Regions from separate parts of the Homo sapiens genome. Here region 2 is linked to region 1. The links are chromatin loops, found by intact Hi-C in ENCODE. Cell type or tissue: ascending aorta. All regions are shown on one strand.

The links. Hi-C counts contacts between places; a loop is a spot of excess contacts. Peaks named below come from ENCODE experiments on the same cell type or tissue, not always from the same donor. Only the 100,000 strongest peaks of a DNase experiment are listed, where the experiment ranks them.
Region 2: it touches region 1 in a loop (2.3-fold over the local background); 3 of 110 quality-filtered maps call a loop at or near these places.

The regions. Positions count from the first base shown.
Region 1 is chr17:32,482,678-32,485,177 of GRCh38, forward strand. PSMD11 (proteasome 26S subunit, non-ATPase 11) reads left to right here. Exons shown (of 14, transcript NM_002815.4): 14 at 1-642. Among named protein-coding and RNA genes, the nearest start is that of CDK5R1, 3.1 kb to the right of the region's middle. In ascending aorta, a CTCF peak has its summit at 982 (motif pointing right); a DNase peak (open chromatin) is centred at 1,124; H3K27ac peaks cover 1,442 bases.
Region 2 is chr17:32,997,540-33,000,039 of GRCh38, forward strand. It overlaps SPACA3 (sperm acrosome associated 3), which reads left to right. Exons shown (of 5, transcript NM_173847.5): 5 at 173-338. The coding sequence ends at 239. Among named protein-coding and RNA genes, the nearest start is that of SPACA3, 6.9 kb to the left of the region's middle. In ascending aorta, a CTCF peak has its summit at 980 (motif pointing left); a DNase peak (open chromatin) is centred at 962.

The sequences.
Region 1 (2,500 bases):
TGCTGCTTCCTTGGCAGGTGATTGTGATGTGAAGCTTAGTAAGTCATAGACGTGCAGGTGTCTGGAGAGTCCTGACATGCAGTTGTGGTTTCGTTTCCTTTTGGAATCTTCAAAGGCAGCGATTTTCATATTGCCTCACACCCTGGCGGGGGCGGGGGGCTCTGGGACCACTGGGGGACCTGCTAAATCCTCTTCAGTCTGAGCAGTTCAGCCATTGTCAGTTTTAGTATTGTGTCTCTGTATTTCACTTGCAGAAAGAGCTTTGCTTCTATAAAGGACTTTAAAAAGTACTCCAAAGAGATCTAGTTTTGGAGTAGAGGGGAGATGTTTTCTCAAACTTAGGGCAGTCCTGAGATGCTCAGGCAGTAGCCCTTTTCTCAGTTCCCTTTGCGGGTCTTGGTCAGATGATGCCCTCTAGACCCGTGCTGTCCAATATGTAGCCGCTAGCCATGTGCAGCTGTCAGGCCCTTGCAACGTGGCTGGTTCGAGCTGTGATACACTGCAAGTGTAAACACAAACCAGACTTCGAAGGCTTAGTATGATAACAAAAGAAAAGGAGTGTAAAATATGTCAATAACTTTTTTATATATGTGTTGAAATATTTTGGGTATTGGGTTAAATAAAATATATTATTAAAATTCACCTGTTTCCCTTTTACTTGTGTAATGTGGCTGCTAGAAAATATAAAGTTACCTATGTGGCTTCTATCTGGACAGCGCAGCTCTAGACCTCCAGGACCAGCAGTTGTGTCACTGCCTCCTCTCCCAGGCCTCTCATGACCTGAGTCCAGGCACAGCTGGGAAGGTCAGCTGGCCGGTGGGCTGGCCTGGGCCCGGCTCCCTCACCTCCCTTCTGGGCTCCAGCCTTCATGGTGCCAGGACTTTCTTGTGTGTTAATGAGACTCTACTGGAGTTGGGAGCAGAGGCTCTGGTCCCCTGCTGTGTGCTAGTTATGTAATCTGTGCTGCTCAGAAGGGCCACTAGATGCTGCTCTGTGATCCCTGAAAGAACAAAGCCGACTTCCTCAGGAGTAAGGGCTCAGGCCTGCTCTATTTGGAACCCTTCTTGGAAGCTGTAGCTGGCCCCCGCCTTGACCTCCCTCCCTCGGGATGCTATGGGAAGTGGGGCATGCAGGAAGAGTGGACTCTCCGGCAGTCCACGGGCAGCCCAGCCCAGCAGGGAAGCTAACAAGCAGGCTGGCCCTTCAGGCAGCTAGAGATAGGCAATAGGCTAAGTAGGCTGATTGATGGGGGTGGGATTTGGAAATCTTCCCTGCAGTTCTATGATGAAGGCAGCTAGGAAGAAAACAGCTCTGCCTCATTCAACTGGGTCTGCCTTCTGGGTCCTTGGTTCTGCCATTTCTGGCAGTTGACTGTCCTTTCTTCCTTGCTTCCAGTTGGAGCAGTGATAGGAACTGGGGGTGGGGAGGTGGTGGTGGGTTGAATGAAAAGAGGAGCTCTGTGGTGTCTGAAAACCAGCATAACAGGCATGGCCTGGGTGATAGGAGCTCCTGGAGACCCCTCCCTTAGTCGCAGCAGCAAGTGGGCTGCCAGTGCCATCCCATTCCTGCTGTGCTGCAACTGTGACTTTGCCTTGGGCAAGTGTGAGGAGGCTGGTGTTCTGCCGAGAGCTCTGTTTGAAGGTGCTAGGGAAAGGCTGGCTGGACAAAGGTGAGAAGACACAGGGTATGGCCTGGCTTGAAAAGGCCCATGCAGAGGCATGCTGCTGCAGAGTGGGAAGCAGGGTAGTGGGGTGAGCTTGGTCCGCCTCCCCGTGAATTGGAATAGCTAGAATTGAGATTGAGAGTTAAAGGTAACAGAGTGGGCCCAGGTTTTTCTAGGGGGTGGATTTTTCTTTTTTTAGCCGAAGTGTCACTCTGTCACCCAGGCTGGAATGCAGTGGCACAATCTCAGCTCACTGCAACCTCTGCCTCCCGGGTTCAAGCTATTCTCCTGCCTCAGCCTCCCGAGTAGCTGGGATTATAGGCACCCGCCACCACGCCCAGCTAATTTTTTTAGTAGAGACGGGTTTCACCATGTTGGCCAGGCTGGTCTCAAACTCCTGACCTCAGGTGATCCGCCCGCCTTGGCCTCTGAAACTGCTGGACACAGTGTGGCCATCACGCCTGGCCGGGGTGGATTATAGGCTTCAAAATTTGGACATATTTTGGGAAGTGGAAAACATTTAACCTTGGCTCAACACTAGAATCTGAAGGGGGGCACAGAGCCAACTCAGGAGCTAGAGGCTCCAAGTAAGGGCTGAGGAAAAGAGGCTGGGGTTCGGCTTTCCTTTGAGAAGGAAAAGGGACACTTGGTCAGGGTCTCGAAGCAAATCGTTTCTTCTGGCTTTTTTTTTTTTTTTTTTTTTTTTTTTGAGATGGAGTTTCGCTCTTGTTGCCCAGGCTGGAGTGCAATGGTGCAATCTCGGCCCACTGCAACCTCTGTCTCCCAGGTTCAAGCGATTCTCCTGCCTCAGCCTCCTGAGTAGCTGAGATTACAGGT
Region 2 (2,500 bases), 510 kb after region 1:
GGAGCCCCGCAGCGGTGGTATGGTTAGGACTGGTGGGCAGCAGCAGGGAACAAACCCCTTTCCTTCCTCACTTCTGGTTTAGAGACCACACTCTCCTTCTTGTTCTTCTCTGGGCGGTGACTGGCAACTGCAGCTGATATTATCTCTCCTCTTCCCTGTTCTCCATCCTCAGGGAGGCCTGGAGGCATCACTGCCAGGGAAAAGACCTCACTGAATGGGTGGATGGCTGTGACTTCTAGGATGGACGGAACCATGCACAGCAGGCTGGGAAATGTGGTTTGGTTCCTGACCTAGGCTTGGGAAGACAAGCCAGCGAATAAAGGATGGTTGAACGTGAATATGGCTCTCAGCTCTCAGTGTGTCTGCAGGTGCCATGTCAGAGCCAGAGCACCTCCGTTTTCCCTCACCTCACCTGTCCGCTTGGGCTGGGTTTCCAGTGGACTCCAGAAAGCCCAGCACCAGAGGCTTACCTCCATTTCTGGTGGCCTGTGGGCAGGTGTTTGGGGGGGGCACCAGTGCATTTTTTGTCTACCACACCTGGCAAAATTTGGGTCTAGGGTGGCCAGATTTAACAAAACAAATACATAAGAAACAACAAAAACAGGATGCCCCAGTTTAATTTGAACTTTGGATATACAACAGATAATTTTAAGCATGTCCAAAATATTGCATAGGAACATATTTATATTAAAACTATTTGACGTTTATCTAAAATTTAAACTTAACTGGGTGTCCTATGTTTTACCTGGCAACCCTAGCTGGATCTAGGGCTGTGCACCTCTGGCTTGATTGGGAAGGTTCTTGGGACACTTTTTTTCTGCAGCTTTGGTTGCAGATGGTGGTCACTGTGCTTTGGCCCTCCAGCTGTGACTACTAACACACACCCCTGCCAAGCCGGGGGTGCTGCTTGGTCGCGGGAGAAGAATGACCACCCGGAGCTTCTGCTTTCACCTTGCTCTCTGGTGCCCTCTCGTGGCGGAAGATTCAAGTGCCGCTGATAGAGACGGTGCGCTCACTTTGCCCACTACTGCTAGGAGTTTGGAGGATGGGACGGGAGTGACCGTGGCTTTCAATCCGCACAGCCAGTGCAGCCTTCTGCCTTAGTCAGCACACGAGAAGCCCAGAAAAAGATAGCGCGGTCCCCTGCTAATCTGGGACGACTGCCTCTAAAGGAGGAAGGTGGGTGGGTCTCAGGATCGCAGTGGATGTGGTGGCAGCAGCAGCAGTTGCAGAGATAGGATGATGTGTGAGAAGCCTGAGCCCTGAGTTCAGACTGTAGATTCTTCTGAAAAGGTTCCAAAGAAACCTGTAAGCACTGAACTGTTGGTTGAGGCATGGCTGGTGACTCTTAGGGAGAGGAGGGGACGACACTGTCGCCCCCCACCATCCTCCTCCACCTAATTCAGCCACCCTGAATGCCTCCGGGTCAGCATACACCAGAGGGGCGTGGAATGTCCACAATTAGCGAGTCAGGCCAGTTTCCTTCCCCTGCTGGTCTGGTCAAGATGATGATGAAACTTGAGAGCGACTCATGCAAGGGGACAGAGTGGTGAAGAACCCTGCTGGCAGTAGGGGCATCAATGACTAATGGAGCTATTAAATCATAAGTAGGGAGAAGCTGCTGTCTTTTTAACATCAAGGCAAACACGGTGTGCCTACCATGTGCCATGCATTATCTAATCTAGACCCTAGAACAATAGCTATGATGCAGCTACCATTATGACCACCATTCCACAGACAAGGGGAAACAGAGGCTCAGATGAGATAAATTTGCACCCAGCTCAGTGTGACTCCACATGTACGCTTACTCACTGTACTTTGCCAAGGGGTTGTTGTTATGGTCATCTGGCCTGGGACCCATGACCCATCCATCTTTCTTTTTTTTAAATTTATTTTTTGTAAGACAAATTAAAAATTTTATTTATTTTTATTTGTACAACTAATGGGGTACCTGTGTGATTCTGTTACACATATAGATTGTATAGTGGTCAAGACAGGGCTTTTAAAGTATCCCTCATCTGAGTAATGTACACTGTCCCCATTAAGTAATTTTTCATTGTCCACCCCCCTCATACCCTGCATTGTTCTGAATCTCCATTGTCTATTATTCCAGTCCTTTTTTTTTGAGATGGAGTCTCACTCTGTCACCCAAGCTGGAGTGCAGTGGTGCGATTTCAGCTCACTGCAACTTCTGCCTCCGAGGCTCAAGAGATTCTCGTGCCTCAGCTTCCTGAGTATAGGTGCCCACCACCGCACCTGGCTAATTTTTGTATTTTTAGTAGAGATGGGGTTTCACCATGTTGACCAGGCGGGTCTTGAACTCCTGACCTTGTGTAATTTGCCCACCTTGGCCTCCCAAAGTGCTGAGATTACAGGCATGAGCTACTGTGCCCGGCCCCTATTATTCCAATCTTTATGTCCATGTGTACACATTTTTTCACACCCACTTAGGAGTGAGAACATGTGACATTTGACTTTCTGTCCCTGGCATTTTTGACTT